Linked DNA regions of Homo sapiens: region 2 is linked to region 1. A link is an interaction called in ENCODE POLR2A ChIA-PET data of the cell type or tissue named here. Cell type or tissue: PC-9. All regions are shown on one strand. Each heading gives the region's core, and the rest is flanking DNA. Links, peaks and the distances in the headings are about the cores only. Region 1 overlaps IQCJ-SCHIP1 (IQCJ-SCHIP1 readthrough). Region 2 overlaps IQCJ-SCHIP1 (IQCJ-SCHIP1 readthrough).

What was found. Peaks named below come from ENCODE experiments on the same cell type or tissue, not always from the same donor. Only the 100,000 strongest peaks of a DNase experiment are listed, where the experiment ranks them.
Region 2: POLR2A ChIA-PET joins it to region 1 with 10 read pairs; 2 of 35 experiments call an interaction of 5 or more read pairs at or near these places.

The regions. Positions count from the first base shown.
Region 1 is chr3:159,719,494-159,728,414 of GRCh38, reverse strand. All of the region lies in intron 4 of IQCJ-SCHIP1 (IQCJ-SCHIP1 readthrough), which reads right to left. All of the region lies in intron 1 of SCHIP1 (schwannomin interacting protein 1), which reads right to left. It also overlaps the pseudogene C9orf78P1. Among named protein-coding and RNA genes, the nearest start is that of IQCJ-SCHIP1-AS1, 45 kb to the left of the region's middle. RefSeq lists a silencer at 581-875. In PC-9, for the core only: no CTCF peak of the experiment used is centred there; DNase peaks (open chromatin) are centred at 1,664 and 1,974.
Region 2 is chr3:159,869,179-159,879,498 of GRCh38, reverse strand. The region is part of intron 5 of IQCJ-SCHIP1 (IQCJ-SCHIP1 readthrough); the gene reads right to left. The region is part of intron 3 of SCHIP1 (schwannomin interacting protein 1); the gene reads right to left. Among named protein-coding and RNA genes, the nearest start is that of IQCJ-SCHIP1-AS1, 110 kb to the right of the region's middle. RefSeq lists an enhancer at 6,279-7,478. In PC-9, for the core only: a CTCF peak has its summit at 7,022; a DNase peak (open chromatin) is centred at 6,928; H3K27ac peaks cover 2,631 bases.

The sequences.
Region 1 (8,921 bases), core at 1-5,000:
CTGGTCTTAGGGTCCCCTGTGAAGCTGGTTGCCTGCCTCATTCTCCATCCTCCTTCAGATGTCAAGAGAATTTCTGCCTTTTGGAACTTGGACAATATTGGCCACCTACCCAGAGAGAGGAGAAGGATAATCCAGACATAAAGGTAAGGCCCACTTCCTTAGTCTTTATCCCCTGCCTAGGTGTGATCAACTCCCAGAATGATGGTGAAAAGATCCACTTCCTTCTAAGAGGTACTAATCTACCCACCCACTGGCATATGGTCTGTCCTTAAGGTACTAGTAAGACAATCACAGCATAATCTGACATCATGCAGCTTACATATTTTAAATGTGCCCTGGGGAGCTAACAATGGGTCCAGATTTATTAAAGTTACTCTTAAATTACAGATTGCCTTTTTAAAAAAAAAAAAAACAAAAACAGGATTTTAAAATTTGATGATGCCATGGCTGTGACCAAAAAACAAACAAACAAACAAACCAAAAAAAAAAACAACAAAAAAGTTTTTTGGAGCCTGAAAGAGCAGAAACAGGAATCATCTGGACACCCATTTAGAGGAAGGACTGACCAGTGCATGAGGCAGCCTAGATATACTGAACAGGGGCTTATTAATTTGTTGACTATCATGAAGGCTTTGCTAGCAGCCCTTTGTTTCACATAAAAATATAGGCAGGAAACCAAATGTATATTCCCTGTGTGTTGGCTACACTTTGCTTTGTTCCCCAGACCCACACTAGCTCAGGAAATCAAAGTCCAACCTAATCACTTCCTCCAGGAAACTTGATTCATCCTATAAGATAACATCCCTCAATCCTCCAAGGCCTTTATTGCTATGCTTAAGCACTTTAAAAAAATTGAATAAATATGTTAATGAATATTATTGATATTTGGGGCTTCATTTTCCAACCCTTGCGAGTTTATGCACCTTCTTAGGGTGGGAATTTATTCAGTCATTTGACAAGATTTGTTGACAGTCTACAACATGCTGGGCTCTTCAGAACTCCAGGGATACAGCAGTGGAAAAAAATAGGCAAAATCATAATACTCATGGAACTTATGTTCTTGTGCGGAGGCAGACCAGTAAATAAATAAAAAAGAAAATGTCAGGTAGTAATTAATTCTGTGATGAAGATAAAATAGGATACATGAAAGAGGTGACTGGGTGTTGATTAGGAAAAAACTCGGAATTCTTGAATTTTAAGCTGCTCACATCTTTCTTTTTAGAAAAGATTCTGCAGCATCTACCAGCCAGTTCACCTTGCAAATGATTGATGCTCAACAAGCATTATAGGATGGTTTAAAAAATATATTTTGGAGCCTGACCAAAGTTTCTTTTTCATGGCTTTAATGACATTAGTTCATAGAGGATTTGTTTTTTGATCTCTAAATCAGGTGGTGTCCTCAATGGGCTTTTAATGTAAGCTTCCTCTCCTATGTTTCCAGCATATCGCCAATTGCCACTTATACAGGTTACATAAAAGTAAATGCAAAAAATAAAGTGATCTCAAGTTCCGGTCAAGAAACACCTGCTAAATAGTTGGCATTATCCTTAGACAATCTTCTCTTCGAGCAATTTTGGAAACTCCCTAGTTGTACTTCTCTGTAAAGGTTTGCACCTGGGAAATGGCACAGAGGCTTTTATGAGAAATGCTATTATAAGCCTCTCAGTAAAGCTGAGAGACAGGAGAGGCTGCAGGGGGCCCTATTTTATAGTACAGTAAGGTTAGCCATTTACTGTTCCCATAAGCTATTTCACTTGCAATAAAGGTCAATGGGCCTTTTTAGGGAGGAGAGCTAGACCCCTGTCTAAAACTGCCATCTTCAGCAGTCAAAAAGACAGCTTGCTTTAGATTCTTCTGGAAAGTGGTAGGATTTTTATTTCACTGGGAGAGTGGTTCAATATGATCAGCTGATGAGCAAGGCAATAAGAATTCACAGACTTCAGAACAGAAGACTTAAACCCGAAGGTAGCTTGACCACAAAGCTAAGCAGGGCGTGTCAGCCTGCGGCTCTGCTTGTTACCTTCATGTATGAACTCTGCCAAAAAATGCAACATTTCTGCACCTGGAATTCTTTATCCCTAGACTTCCTGAGAAATTGGTGTCCTAAAAGACAGTGGTTTGCAACACGTGGAGCTGCAAATCCAGTACAGCAGAAGCCGTCCTACTAACAGTTGATTTTTTTTGTTAGCTTTTAAATAATGAAATCAAACTGAGTATTTCCTTAAAGACACTGGGCTTCAACATTTTTGTTCAATATCTCCTAGGGAATTTTGAAAAACTATATACCTTCATTCAGTTTTATGTTATAATCTAAAAGTTTTCATCAAAACTTCAAAGGTTGCAAGGGTGTAATATATGGTCTGTTGTAAATATTGGCTTTCAAAAGTAATACTATTACTCAGCTTGTTATAATATAGCTAATGGAATATAAGTAGTATAGCACCATCATCCACTTGATAAGAGGTGGGAATTTTACATCATTTCTTTTTCCCTTTGAATTCTTATTTCCATTCTTTTACAAAATTTTATTCTAATAAAAGATCTTTCTGTGCTTAGGAGTATTTAAATTTTACCTTAGTATAATTATACCTTAGTTTTCTATAATAAATATAAAGTGAAATTACAATTTGTTTCTTTCCTGTGACCATTGGCCCTGTTAAAAGACAATGCACCTGGATGGAGCTGTCATTGCGATTATTGCCAGTGGTACCTGTGGCAGAGACAGTACTGTGCTCACCACACCTTTTTCTTCTTGAAAGTCCAGGAAGTTTTTATTTCATAGTTTTCCACTGGGAGAGTGGGCAGAAATGAAGTCTTGTTTCCAATCCTAGGCAGTTAAAAGTGTATTGAGGCCAGGCGTGGTGGCTCACGCCTGTGATTGCAGCACTTTGGAAGGCGGAGGCAGGCGGATCCCTTGAGGCCAGGAGTTCGAGACCTGACCAAGATGATGAAACCCCGTCTCTACTAAAAATACAAAAATTAGCTGGGTGCAGTGGCATGTGCCTGTAGTCCCAGCTACTTGGAGGCTGAGGCAGGAGAATCTCTTGAACCCAGGAGGCAGAGGTTGCAGTGAGCTGAGATCACACCACTGCACTCCAACCTAGGTGACAGAGGGAGATTCTGTCTTAAAAAAAAAAAAAAAAGAAAAAAGAAAAGAAAAAGTGGATTTAGTTTCTCTCTCTCTCTCATCTTCCCAAGTGGAACTAGAAACTCTGGTGGCAGAGATACAAGATGGAAACAGAGGTATCTTGGTCACCCTTGGAAGAGAGTCCCCAAGAAGGGCTCCTCATCCGCATCAAACTGAGATGAATGAGCAATCAAGTTTGTTGTGTTAAACCATTGAAATTTTAGGTTTACTTATTACAGTTAGGTAGCTTATACTGTCCTGATGATTATGGGGCATAACTGATGAAAACAAGATGAATATATTACAACTTTAGACAGGTAATTATTAAGATAAAAAAATCAAACTCTTAAAATGCATCTCAGTAAAAACATTGAGAAATCTTGCTTGTGCAGATGAGAATGAAGGCAGCTATAGCAATGTCACTGAATTCCCATTGAGTTACATGCACAAGGTGATTCATAAGAAAACATTTTTAATAATCTGTCAACTGACAACTGAATTGTGTCTTCTTTAAATTTTATTGAAGGCAAAGATTTAGCAACCACTTGACTTGCAAAGGAATTTTTTTTACCCAGGGATTCGAGTCACTCATTTTCTTGACATCCTCCCCGATATTTCAAATTATCACTTTTTTGGAGCTCCAGAGTCCTTTATATCCCATTGTAAATCACCATAGCAAGATTTTGTGAAATGGGAGAAAACTACTGGAAAAGGGAGGTGGGTAAAGATTTCTCAGGCAGTCAATTTTATGAACAAGTTATAGGAAATTTGAAAATCCATAAATTAATTCCCTAAAAACTATCTATATCAATATACCCTTTGAAAGTCTCTATGAATGCCCTGGGGAAAAAGACGCTGGTCTAGGGAAGAGGGAGAGGAGTCAGGAGCTGCACTGTCTCCTGACCTAATCCTCCTTTGGCTGCAGACCTTCACCCAAACCCTTGGCCCATCTTTCCCTGCCCTTCCTCCTAACTCACATTAGCTCCCAGTAAAAAAGGTCCTGATCAGGATTAAAATCTGTAACATATAAGGAGTTATTTTAAATCAATGAGAAAAGTATGATTACTCCAACAAAAAAGATGAGCAAATGATATGAAAAGGCAATCAATAAGAGAAGAAATACAAATGGTCAATCCCTATAGAAAATATTAAAACTTCACTCAGAAATCATAGATATGCAACTTAAGACAATGAAATACCATTCTGGAAATCAAATTGGAAAAAATACAGGAACTTCTAGTGGTGATTAGGAGGAAAATAAACTGGTTCAACTCTTCCAGGTAGCAATTTGGCAATATGCATCAAATGTATTAAAACATATAAAATTGAGCTAGTAATCCCAATTCTAAGAATTATTCTAACAAATTATGAATATGGAAAATGAAGATTCAGCCTCAAGCTTTATCACAGTGTTTTGGTCAAGGTTCTTTTGGTTGTAAGTATTAGGTTGCAAAGTATCTTTCATTTGAAATGCCTCTTCTCTACTGCTTTTGCTGGGTCTCTTAGTTAAAAATTCTTGATTGATTTGGACTGATTGTTTGCTGAGTGCCAATAGATTAGCCTCATCCTAGCAGCTGTTTGGGAGAAGAGGTGTCTTATGATGTACAGGGTTGCTTCTTCCAGGTACTATATGGGGTTAGGGCTGGGTTCTTCACAATAAACAGGAAATGAAATAAACATAGCCTATCTAAAATGATGAAGAACAGAACTAATTTAAAATTCTGACCTAGTATGTGAAGCAAACTCTGACATCATGCAATAAGATATCATTAAAAATGTTCTTATGGAAGAACACTGACATCATGCAGTGAGATTGTTACTAAAAATATTCTTATAGAAGACTACTTAATAACATGGGACTAGACTTGTGATACTTTTCTATTTCTGGAGAAAACATAGAAACATTGCAAAAAATATATAGTATCATTTCATTTAAAAATTCTTATATTTGTAAAGAAACAATATGTAGCAAAACTGTAGTAATAAAAATATGTGGATGGTGGGATTATCAGCTATTATTAATTTCTTATCTTTATGAAACCATTATTTTCTAACTTAATTACAGTTAACATGTATAAGTATTTTGATAAGAAAAACACCATTAAGATTCAGCAAGAATTCTTCAATCTCTAAGAGGACTGAAAAGAAACAAAGTGGATCTCAAATTTTGGATGAGCTATTAATAATTAGGTTCTGCTCAAGGAGTCAGAAAACAGGCTGCAAAACACCTACCCAGCTCCTGGAAGCACTGAGCACACATGGGCTCTGCTCAGCAGCCACAGCAGGTTCCAATTGCTATAGCCAGGGGAGGAAGAGATGCCACAGAGAGGAGTAACCACATCTAGTCTTCCTGCTCCCCACTTTTCTCCAGGAATTCTAAATCCCTTCAGCTATATTTTATGATTTCTATATGAAGACATGTAGTTCAGGGCAAAGAAAATTGGACTCAGAAACAGAGGGTTCAAATCTGTTCTGATACTTTACTAGTTAATCATCATGAAGCCACGAAACCTCTTTGAGCCACAGTAAAATGGAGAAAAAATAGGCAACCTGTTTATTTATATGGTTGTTTCAACAATTTAACGAGACAATATGTGAAAGTACTTGAAAAAATGATATGCATACAAGCACACATACATGCTTCTCTCTCGCACACACACCCTCTCTATACACACACATACACATACACATGCACACACACAAAATATTGCGTCTCAAATGTATACATTAAACAATTGGGGAAATAAAAATTAGAAACCTAAATCCTTGATTAGACCTTGGCTAAATGTAAATGAAATTATAGATCCTGTGGATTTGATGAGATGCCTCGAGAAGAAATGTCTTGTTGACCTGAATACTTTGAGAAGTGCCGATTATTATTCTCTCTATAAGATAGAAAGAGAAGACTTTCTATTGGTGCCAGGCCAACTCAGAGTCAGAAGAGGATGAGCAGAACTCAGAGGAGGTTTGATTAAAACTGGAAGAGACAAGAGGGTGTAGAACTTGAGGAAGAGGCGCAACAGGCTGAGTGCTGTGGCCCTGTTGGTGGAAGAGAAGGTACAAGAAGAGACCACTCTAGTGGATGATCCTTTTCATATGAAAATAGGTGGTATGGTACCCACCATACAGGTATCCACCATAGTTTCCTAAAGAAACTAAACAAAAGGGACAAAGATAAAATCAGTGAAGAGGAAGACACTGGGGACATTGTTTTCTGCAGAAACCAACTGAAGGGATGAGAATGCAGACATAATAAAGTACGTTGAGACAGAGCTGAAGAAGAGGAAAGAGACTATGGAACATAAGGAACAGAAAGTCAAGCTGAAGAACACAGAGGACTGCCTTTATGAACTTCAAGAAAACATTTGTGTTTCCTCAGCAAAGAAGACAGAGGAGATGCTTTCTAGCCAGATGCTGAGTGGCATCCCCAAGGTGGACCTCAGCATCAATGCTAAAATAAAAAATAATATCATTTCCATGGAGGATGCCAAAGCCCAGCTGGGGAAGAACAGCAGAACAAGAAGAAAGACAGTGAGACGTCCTTCGTGCCTACCAACATGGCTGTGAATATATGCTGCACAACCGACTTTTATCATTAGGAGCTCAACAGCCTCATACATAGAAACAAAGAAGAGCCTTGAAAGCAGGTGACAGGGAGAAGCCAGAGCCTGAGTGGTCCTTTCCAAATGGCAAGCATCCTGTTAATGAGAAGGCCCCTGATGACTATCACTATGAGAAAAGTTCAAGAAGACGAACAGGCAGTACTGAGATGTGTAGAATGGAATGTAAATACCAGTTCTTTCTCTCTCCATCCCTTTCATGGAAAAATGCTTCCTGGATAGAAGCATGCTCATTTGCCATTAGACAGTTCCAAAAACAGACTTTCTTACTCCTGCTGCTTACCTGCTGGATTTTTCAAGCACTAAATTTGTAACTTTTTGAAATAAAGCAGTGCATAGATTTCCTATTTAAAAAGCAAACTCTATTCTTGTGGGCCCTAAATCCTGTTTGTAAATGTATTTATTGGTTTTCTCTTAACATTTGTTCTTGGTCAGAAGGAAGCAACTATGTGTCCATGGTATGCTATTAATAATACCCTTTAGACTGTGCTTTTATCATTATATATGCAATCATGTCTTCTACTTTCACATATTTGAAATGGGTTCAGAAATCGATCCTTCATTGTTTAGAGTGGGTCTAGCTGACAGCAGAAAAATACTAGAATATCAGTATTCAAAGCAATACTGGTATTTTCTAACTTTTACAAAGTATTTTATTAAGAAAGAAAAAGCAAAACTGTATATATTTTTATCACTTTTAGAATTTAATTATTAAATACAAAATGAATTTAAAAAATGAAAGATAAAGAATGTTTACTTTCTGCTGAAAACAGGAGCTAAATAGGCTGGGCGTGGTAGCTCACACCTGTAATCCCAGCACTTTGCTAGGCAGAGGCGGGCAGATCACCTGAGGTCAGGAGTTTGCAACCAGTCTGGCCCACATGGCAAAACCCCGTCTCTACTAAAAATACAAAAATTAGCTGGGCTGGCTGGCAGGTGCCTGTAATCCTAGCTACTTGGGAGGCTGAGGCGGGAGGATTGCTTGAACTCGGGAGGCAGAGGTTGCAGTGAGCCGAGATGGTGCCACTGCACTCCAGCCTGGGTGGCAGAGTAACACTCTGCCTCAAAAAGAGAAAAAAGAAAAAAAAAGAAAACAAGAGCAAAATAAACAAGAAACATTGCTGAAAGATAAGCTAGGGGAACGAAGGTCTTATTTAAATTTAAATTTTTTGCTATAGTGTTTAGAATATAATAAATTATAGCTCCTTCTAATATTTACTGAGAAGGGCAAGATGTTCTCTAAGTTATTCAATTTTTACTTATTTATTTATTTTTAATTTTTTTTTATACTTTAAGTTCTAGGGTGCATGTGCACAATGTGCAGGTTTGTTACATATGTATACATGTGCCATGTTGGTGTGCTGCACCCGTTAACTTGTCATTTACATTAGGTGTTTCTCCTAATGCTATTCCTCCCCCCTCCCCCCTCCCCCCACCCCACGATAGGCCCCGGTGTGTGATGTTCCCCACCCTGTGTCCAAGAGTTCTCATTGTTCAATTCCCACCTATGAGTGAGAACATGCGGTGTTTGGTTTTCTGTCCTTGAGATAGTTTGCTCAGAATGATGGTTTCCAGCTTCGTCAATGTCCCTACAAAGGACATGAACTCACTTTTTATGGCTGCATAGTATTCCATGGTGTATATGTGCCACATTTTCTTAATCCAGTCTATCATTGATGGACATTTGGGTTGGTTCCAAGTCTTTGCTATTGTGAAGTGCCGCAATAAACATACGTGTGCATGTGTCTTTAGAGCAGCATGATTTATAATTCTTTGGGTGTATACCCAGTAATGGGATGGCTGGATCAAATGGTATTTCTAGTTCTAGATCCTTGAGGAATCTCACACTGTCTTCCACAATGGTTGAACTAGTTTACAGTTCCACCAACAGTGTAAAATGTTCCTATTTCTCCACATCTTCTCCAGCACCTATTGTTTCCTAACTTTTTAATGATCACCATTCTAACTGGTGTGAGATGCTATCTCATTGTAGTTTTGGTTTGCATTTCTCTGATGGCCAGTGATGATGAGCATTTTTTCATGTGTCTGTTGGCTGCATAAATGTCTTCTTTTGAGAAATGTCTGTTCATATCCTTCACCCACTTTTGGATGGGGTTGTTTGATTTTTTTCTTGTAAATTTGTTTAAGTTCTTTGTAGATTCTGGATATTAGCC
Region 2 (10,320 bases), core at 4,980-9,979, 150 kb before region 1:
CTACTAAGTGCCAGGCATTTTACTATTTTATGTCTAACCCTCAGATACACATGAAGCAGGCACTGTGAACCCTGTTTCACATATGAGAAAACGGCTCAGAGAGGTTAAATTACACAATATCACAACACTGATACTTTAGGAAAGTCCGTCTTGAGATGTCAGAGCACTTTAAAAAGGAGGAAACAAATTCATTAATGGTAGAAAAAAAGAGAAGAAAGAAAAAAAAAAGAAAGAAAGCAAAACAAAAACAAAACCAAAACAAAAAGCTGGCAACAACTTAAATGCCTAATAATAAAAGATTGATAAAGTATATTATGGTGAAATATATGATGGGCTATTCTGCAGCTAGTAGAAATACTAATCTTATGAATAAGATTAGTCCAATATTATTACATTAGATGAATCTTATGAGTAAGCTTAGTCCAATATTATTAGATTGGATGAAAGTTTCCGACTGTTAAGTAAAAGAAAGAAGGCTAAAAACAGTACCTATGCTATAATTCCAATTTTATAAACAAAAATATGGAGATATATGCATAGAAAAAAAGTCAGGAAATACATCTTTTTTTTTTTTGGTGAAAGAGTTTCAGTTGGCTTTGGATTTTCCTCTTTTGAGCACCTCTGAGGTGCTACATATGGGCATTTGGCAGGAATTTATTTATTTTTATTTATTTTTTATTTTTTATTTTTTTATTTTTTTATTTTATTTTATTTTTTTTTTGAGACGGAGTCTCGCTCTGTCGCCCAGGCTGGAGTGCAGTGGCGGGATCTCGGCTCACTGCAAGCTCCGCCTCCCGGGTTCATGCCATTCTCCTGCCTCAGCCTCCCAAGTAGCTGGGACTACAGGCGCCCGCCACTACGCCCGGCTAATTTTTTGTATTTTTAGTAGAGACGGGGTTTCACCGTTTTAGCCGGGATGGTCTCGATCTCCTGACCTCGTGATTCGCCCGCCTCGGCCTCCCAAAGTGCTGGGATTACAGGCGTGAGCCACCGCGCCCGGCCTATTTTTATTTTTTTGAGACAGAGTCTCACTCTGTTGCCCAGGCTGGAGTGCAGGGGTGCAATCTTGGCTCACTGCAACCTCCGCCTCCTGGGTTCAAGCGATACTCCTGCCTCAGCCTCCCGAGTAGCTTGGACTACAAGCACCCGCCACCATACCCAGCCAGCTATCTTTTGCATTTTTAGTAGAGACAGGGTTTCACCATGTTGGCCAGGCTGGTCCCGAACTACTGACCTCATGTGATCCACCTGCCTTGGCCTCCCAAAGTGCTGGGATTACAGGCATGAGTCACTGCGCCCGGCCTTGGCAAGAATTTAAAAAAGAAAAGGAAAGAACATGACCGAGTTGATGATTAGCATTTGTGTGTTGGAGAAAAGGTGAGCAGATCAGTGTTTGATGGCTGGAAGAGGATGGCTGTGTGTCTGACTCAGCCATGTCTATGCAGGGACTTTTGTTTTTGGCAGGGTGCTGGAGGTGGTGGGAGATCCGTGGGCAGCAAGAAACATATTTTCTTATAAGAGAACATTTCTGTGGATGGACTCTGATTCAACTGTTGACATCCCTCCTCAATCCAGTCTTGATTTCATTCTCCTCCTTGGATCTGCAGTAAATTACAGACTCTAACGTAATTGATATAAATTTAACTGTTTGTATTTTTAAAGCCAGGCTGCCTATTTATTCTGCTCAGCTCAGACAGAGTTTAAACACCTATCTACCCCACCTGCTGATGAGTTTCAGCTGTTGAGGCAATGAAGGTTAGAGAAGAAATACTTTTCCCCTTCCAGACCTTTGAAAATGTTCATGCGGACTGGGTAAAAAACATGACAGCGGAGAGTCAGTGCCTGTGTGTGTTTCTGAGGCATATTCCTGAAGTAGGCGAAAATCTTAATTGCAAATTCTTTTATTCTTTTGACCATTAAAGCACTGCTTTACCACTTTTTATGTTCATGTTTAGAAACATTTTGGGGCCACCATTTAGGCTTGGTTCCATGGTAAGCTTCATCTCAAAAACACTGGCTTTCATGATTTAGTTTGTGACTGTTTGAATTCTACGCAGTCGTGAAAAAGAATGCAGTGGATCAATAAGATTGCATTGATTCTATGAAGCATGGTTATTTACATTTTGCAGTCTTTATTTTTTATTCTTTGAAACAGAGTTTCGCTCTTGTCACCCAGGCTGGAGTGCAATGGGGTGATCTCGGCTCACTGCAACCTCTGCCTCCAGGGTTAAAGCGATTCTCCTGCCTCAGCCTCCTGAGTAGCTGGGATTATAGGCGCCCGCCACCACTCCTGGCTAATTTTTGTATTTTTAGTAGAGATGGGGGTTTCATCATGTTGGCTGTGCTGATCTTGAACTCCTGACCTCAGGTGATCCACCTGCCTTGGCCTCCTAAAGTGCTGGGATTACAGGCGTGAGCCACTGCTCCCAGCCTAAAATAGGGATGTATCTCAGCTGCTGTACCTCAGGTAGGTGGTGGCATGATTGCAGTACTTAACTCTATCAGCCCACAAACCAGGTAATAATCCCCAAGGAGGAGGTGGGCACTGGTTGTCCACTCATGCCTTCTGACAAGAACAACAAAGCTCCAGCATCAAACCTTGCAGATGGGGGGACGATGGCTTGGAAGGTGATGCACTCCATCTCCCGATGGCCCAAAAGCTGAGACATGGCAGCTCTCAGGTAAAGTGGTTAAGTGGAGAGCTGGAAAGTTTAGGACTACATTTGCCAACATGTTTCACCTTTTCTTCCTCTTTTTGTGCACAAGAAACATATGATAAAAGCGTATGTCCAAACAAGTCTAAAATTACTCTTTCAATAACTAAAATAAAAACTCTAAGTGTTAAGAAGGCATGTGTCACCGTTTAAATGGCAGTAGTTTTTCTTTTTTAGTGGTACATAAAATAACTATTTGTCTTACAATCAATGGTGTCTAAGAGTAAATAAAAAGGATAACGAAATACTGTAGCAGCACCTACTAATGCAGCACTGACTCTCGTCCAGGCACTCTTCTGAGTGCTTTGCTGGTCTTCCTCACAGTAACCCCATGAAGTAGGCACAATTATTACCCTATTTTACAGATGAGGAAACTGAGCCACAAGTGAAGCCATTAGTAAGTGCTAGTAAGCGGCAGAGTCAAGATTCCAAGCCAGACCCTCTGGTTCCCAATACCCCGCTCCTACCCACCACGCTACACTGCCTGCCTAGTGAACAGACCCGAAACATGTTGATAAGTGAAAAAGCATGGTGATTAACAGAGCATGTGGATACACCACCTCATGATCGATGGTGGAAGAACAAATACAAATCCTGGAACAGTGATTGTCTCTGGTGACAGAAGCAGGGAGACTGGAAGAATGGGGGACAAATATGGCAGGATCTGAGCTTTTTATAGTGTTTTCAATGACACTGATTTTCTAATGCCATACATAAATATTCTGTCTACTTAGAAAACACTTCACAAATTATAGCCATTGGATCTTGTTTTCCTCTTTGTAATCTGTTGATTGCACTAATGGTTTCTGTTCTCATCAGAAATCTCTTTCATGGTTTGTTTTGTTTTGTTTTGTTCTAGAGACAGGTTCTCGCTGTGTTGCCTAAGCTATCCTCAAGCTCCTGGGCTCAAGGGATCCTCCCATCTCAGCCTCCTGAGTAGCTGTGACTACAGGCACATGCCACTGTGCCTGGCTTTCCATGGGTTTTTAATGCGTGCAATAATCTGAATGAGAACAATCCAAGCAGGACAGAAAATTTTACAACAGGATTGAGTAAAAGGATGGTGTTAAACCTTAGATAACATGGCTCACCTGCAGTCAGTTAGAATGTTTTCTAGCAGCAATGAATGCTTTTGTGCACTCTCAATGGAGCACTGTCACGTGAACTGTGTGTGTCTAGACACATGTATAGGACCACTGTCCAAAGAGAATGCAAACTACAGTAATAAAGTCATCATAGCTTGTCAAAGATGATGCACCAATGAAAAATAATTCCTAGAAACTCTTTTAATTAAACATTCAGCTGTCTACTAGAGCCATTTTTAAATATAAAATGCAGCCCTGTGGTCTTTTTCTTCCTGCCTCCCCCTCTTTTGCAATAGCTCAGGCAATTGAATTCTCATTGGTGATAAAAAAAAATTCATAAGACAGGGTACAGCTGGTTATGCCTCTAGCAAGATGTCAAATTCAGCTTGCATAAAATTAATTGCACCTAATTAAACCAGGGTCATTGGTGTTATTGTAAAGTGAGACTATTTATTAGACAAAGAAAATTTCACAAATACCAATTTGCTTTTCTTTCAGGTTTGTGAAGGAGAAGAATTGCTTACATAATTAGATTTGTTTTGCCATTTTAATCTTATTACTCCTCAAAAGATCTACTTCAAATCTTGCTTCACTTTTGAAATTGTGTAATATTTTTGAATACTGGAAGCAATCCTTAGAGGAGGGGCATAAAAAATGATAGTTTTTGTTTTTTTTTTTTTTAGACTACCCAGTGGCCTTTCAAATAGTGAAAAAAAAGAAGTCATCATTAGCTACCATTTGCAATGACACACACCTTGGAAATACTTATATGAAGGGTTTTTAAAGCAAATCTTTAGTATATATGTATGAGACTAATATGAAATGTTAAAGATATGTTGCATGTTATAAATAGGTTGCTACAGTATGCATCTATTATTTCAAGAAAGATGCCACAGACAGGCAATTTCACTGAGTTGGAACTAGACAACCTCTTTCCTCATTAACGCTGGGCAGATATAACCGTTGTGCTTACTTCTTCCAGAAAATCATACAACAATTATTACTGTTAGAGACAAAAGGATGATTGACTTTCTTGGCAAAATGATGCTGGTTCGACCTGTGATTCGTGGCACATTGTATATACAGATTCTCAGTTCCTCACTTTTAAAGTCCCTGTGAATCCTATTTCTTTGAAGTCTCTCTGGATTCACTGTTATTGGTCCAGTTGATAACAGCTCCCAGTTAGGGTGCCCCCCACTCCTTGCCCTCCAGCCCAAACACAAAAGGAGATGGCAGGTGTCCATTATTGGCCTTGTCTCAGCCATTTACCAATAAACCTATAAGGCCAAGAAAGAAATGAGTTTTGATTGGGTGATGTTGGAATGGTTGAGTTAAGTAAACAGTAATCATTATTCAAAGCAGCTGCTCAAAAGTTCTCTGGGGAATTTCTGTTTTTCATAATATTCAGCCTTTGGAGAAAATGGTATAGCCTATTTCAGGTCACATCATCCCATTGCACACTTTATGAAAAAGACTGTGTTTATATGTATATGTATGTAAATAAGTTCTCTCTTGGGGTAAGGTAAGAAGAGAGGTGAGAATCAAATTTATTTCGTGGTTACTCTGAGAAAAGGTAAAAGGAGAAGGCAGAGAAAACTTCCTTCACAATGTTAGGTCAGGTTGTAATGTTTAAAAAATAAAAGATTTCCCAGATATCTATTAATAAAGACTATCTTGTGTTCCCACAGCAGCTAAGCCTGTTTCTATTCCTTTAATTACACTAAGCTATACAAGCTCATCATCTGAAACATAATGCTAACTGATAATTAGTTTGGCCAATGAAAACATATTTTATAGGAAAGTATCATACTAGTAATAATAGAAAAAATGTTTCTTCAAGAATATGACTAACCCTAATATTTCTTAGAAACCTTATTTCAAAAATAGATAATTCATTTTTCTCATTTCATTTTAAGCTTTAAAAAACTTTTTACGGAAACACTTTTAAATAGAAAAAATGACAAAGGTTATACAGTTTCAGTTTGTAAAGGGCTGATAATGTGTGGATTAGCAAATTTTGAAGAAAAAAATGACACTCTACTTGCCACATTTCAGTATAAGTCAAATTTAATTAGTTGAGTTATGAAGCAACATCAAATATTATTTTGCTGCACTATTAGGCATGAAATGTCTTTATGGGATTATTGTAAGCCTAGCTTTCATTTAACAACTTGTCACTCTTAAGAAGTGCTTTAGGAGATAGCAACATCTAGAAAAATCCAGTGGGGCTAAAACCCAACAGACAACTGAGAGGAACTCACGCTCACAGGAACAGTTGAAACTCCAGTCTTCCCAGACCCTCATGTTACTTGATAATTTCTCACATACTGTGCATGGAGTTAGTTTCTACAGGCAAATATACAGCCTTTAAAGAAACATAAACAGAACTCCATTAGTTTGCCAAAGATCCCACTCACCTCAGTAGGCCCTGCCTTAAAAAGTAAGCTTAGCATTTAGGAATCCACTGCTTGGTCAATTAATTTTAAATCTCCAGCCTCATTTAAAATTGGGCATTGAGCTCTTCAGAGTAGTAAATTCATATCAGGTTTACCTGGTTTTAATCTTATTACTCCTCAAAAGATCCACTTAAAATCTATTTCACGTTGAAATTGTGTAATATTTTAGAATACTAGAGGTAATCCTTGGAGGAGGGCATAAAAAATGATAGCTTTTCTGTAAGTTACCTAATGGTTTTTCAAATACTATTATGTGCTCTGGTACATTTTGGAGTACCATACTGGTGAACTCAATGTTCTGACATCCCTCAAGTACTTTTGTAAGTAAGAGGTAAGGTATTTCCAGTTCAATGAAGAATTTCAGGGATAGTGATGCAGCAGAAACAAATTCTAACAGGGATAGGGAGTATGGGTTACACAATTGCAACTGAACATTCTAAAGGCTTTTCTCCTACATTATTACTGATGAGGAGGATGACAGTCAGTCTTTGCAAACTTTAAATTTATAGGGATAAAGTGATATTTCTTAGAAATATGTAGTCTCATTATTAACCATCATTCTGAGAGAGATCCCAAACAGTCATCGTGTTCTCAGAAGATGATCTCATCCCAGAATGTGGAGATGAAAGTATCAGAAAGAACAGGATATAAATAATCTTCCTTATGGTGAGTCAACAAGTGTAGCTTGTTATGAGCTACTGTGAAATACATTTGTGTTTAGATATCCGTGTCTCCACAGGGGGCAGATGACTCAGTGATTTTCAAATTCTGCTTTGCCAGAAGAGTTTCAGGTAGGCTTCAGGGGCTTGTAGGGGAAGGATGGAGAGAGGTACCAAAGGGCAGGCATGGAAAGGGGCAATTAGGATGGGGGACACATTTTCTGGGCAGAGGTATTCCAGTCTCTCTCCTTCAGTCCTCCTGAACCAAAGGAGGACTGCCAAGCTGGGTTTCCACACAGGGTTTTAATCAACATATTTGTGCTATTAAAAACAGTGAAAACCTTCTAGTTAACCATGGCATATTAAGCACAAGTATCTACTCTCACTTCTGAAATCTTACTAAAATAATATTAAAGAAAAAAAGAAGGTACAAATCTATATGCACAAAGAAAAAGGAAATGGAAACAACAGCACACAAGGGATTTTGATGAAATTTTAGAAGATAATATGCAGATGGGTGGGGAGTATTTGACTTAACTACCTCAATCTACCATGTGCCCACAGGGGAGGCTGGTAGAGGAAGCACATGCATTTCTACTGCAGGATCCTCGAAATGCTCAGATACAGCTGAAAGTAGGGGAGTGAAGTAGGACCGAACACAAAGATTGATTTAACACCTGAAAGGACCCTCTTGCCCTGCTATCTGCCCTGACCACCTGTGGCCTGGCAGAATCAGGAAATTTATTGTCTTAAGAGGTTGAGACTGGAGCATGCTCAGGCACAGCTGAGGTGGCAAAGAGATGCTTTACTGAAATCAAGGAAATTAAGTAAAATTTTATATGCTACAGTTCCTATCTTTCCCCTGCTAGAGTCTTAAAACATTGGCAGCCAGGTTTAAAATGCCTCAAGATGAGGTTGGAGGGTTTCTCTCAGTCGCAATTCATAGCCCAAGAGAAAAGACTCCTAGATACTTTCAATTAGATGCATCCCAATGAAAGAGCTGTGTCCTTATTCAGCCATTCTATAGTGAAGTTCACCATTCATTTATTCAACAAATATTTAGTGATTATGTATTAGATACTATTTTAGGCAATAGTTACAGTGGTGAACAAAATAGAGACGAAGTCTTGCTCTCTTAGAGCTTATATTTTAGAGCTAGAGAAAGACAGAACAAAGTATATATACTACAACGTTAGGTTATAATAAGCCCCCCCCCACCCCCCCCAACAAACAAATCAGGGTAAGAAGATAAGCAGGGTAAGACCGGACAAAGTGATGGGTACGAGAACGTTTACTTTTAATAGGGTGGTCAGGGAAGGGCTCTCTAAGCAGATGATGCATGCCAACTAGCCCCAACCACAGTTTATAAACAGCTTTTAGTGTCTTATACTTAGTTATTGGTGGGCAGAAAGCAAAACAAATGAAAAATAAACTCAGAAAAAGTCATGATGGACAGGAAAACATTTTAAACAACTTAATTAAAATTAATACTTTCAGAGAAATGAGAAAACATCATGCCAACAATTTTGAAAACAAACAAAATGGACATATTCCTAGAAAAATATAACTCATCAGACTGATCTGAGGAAATAAAAAGTATGTATAATATTATAACCACTTAAGAAATGGAAGCTGTCGTTAAAGCAAATACACAAAGTAAACACCAGGCCCAGAGAGAAATGAGTCCTACCAAGCTTTATAGAAACAGATCATAAAAATATTATGTAAACTTTTCTTAGACAATATGAAAGAGAATACTTCCCAATCCATTTTTAAGCCAGCATAACCCTGATACTAAAACCAAGCAAAAATGTCAGAAGAAAAGAATACAATAGATTCATGTCAATCATGAATATAAACCTAACAATCCTAAACAAAATGTTACAAATAAAATATGAATTTTATTTATAATTATTTACTCAGATTTTATTTATAATATTAGTATCTGAAAAAATATAATACTCCAACAGTATCTGAAAAAATATAATACTCCCTAACCACTTTAGGTTTAGACTGGGTATGCTAGCATGGTTTAATATTTTGAAAATCTATAAATGTAATTCATTAATTCATATAATAGATTAACAGAGTGAAATTGTACTTTTTCTTCAACTCAACAGATGAAGAAAAAGCATGTGATACAGTTAAATACCCATTCATGATAAAAATTCTTTGTAAGTTATACCTGGGAGGGAACATCATCTCATAAAGAGAATCATTAAAGGAAACATAAAATTAACATCATCTGAAATGGGAAAACAGTAGAAACATTTCATTTAATATGAGAAATTAGCTAAGGATTCCAACTACTACTATTTCTAATCCTCACTGTATTAGGGTACCTAGCCAATCCAATAAGACAAAGAAACCAAAAGCATGAGAATTGAAAATGAATAAATAAAGCTGCCATTATTTGTAGATGATATCATTCTTTAAAAATCCCAGGGAATCTACAGACAACTTTATTAGAAATAATAGGAGAGTAGAGAAGTAATAGGAGTAATAACAAAGTGGCTGAATATAATACTAGTATACAAAGTTAATTGCATTTCTGTTCACCAGCAGCAAATGAGAAAGCATTACTGAAGAGAATTTATCAGAATAGCAAGTATCTAGAAATAAATATAACAAGAGATGTGTAATATGTCTAAACCTTATTAAGAAAGAAATAAATATAACAAGAGATGTGTAATATGTCTAAACCTTATTAAGAAATACCTAATAAGATCTAAATAAGGGGGAGACAGACCATATTCATGGATAGAAAGACAATGAGAAAATGTAATGCTTCCTAAATTGGTCTATAGAATCAATGCAATTACAGTCAAAATTCCAAGAGAGTATTTTGTTGAACTTGATTATATTATTTAAAGTTTATGTGGAGGAATAAAAAAAGCCGTAACAGGCAGCATACTTCTGAAGAAAAAGAATAACAAAAAGGACTTTCCTGTCCAGATATCAGGACTTATTTTGAAGCTATTGTAATTAACACTATAGTTTTGCTGCTGAGATAGAAACAATAATAAAATAGAATATATTTCCATTAACATACAGTATATATGGGAGTAGTCTATAAGATCAGTGAGTAAAAGAGGGATTGTCCAATAAATATGATAAAAAAATGGTCATATATAAGGAAAACGATCAAATTTGACTTCTCCATACCATATCAAGAAATCAACTTTTGACTGATTGCAGACTTTTAAAAACTCAACACTTTCGACTCTTGGTAGGAAATCTAATGAATGTCTATTGGATCTTGGGGGAGAAGAAAATTTCTTACACAAGATACAGAAAGCCATTGACTAGAAAAGTTTGATAAAATTCAGTATAAAATCAACCTATAAAATTCAGAACTTCTGGTCATAAAACACATATTAAAAAAGTGAAAAATAAGTTACAACCT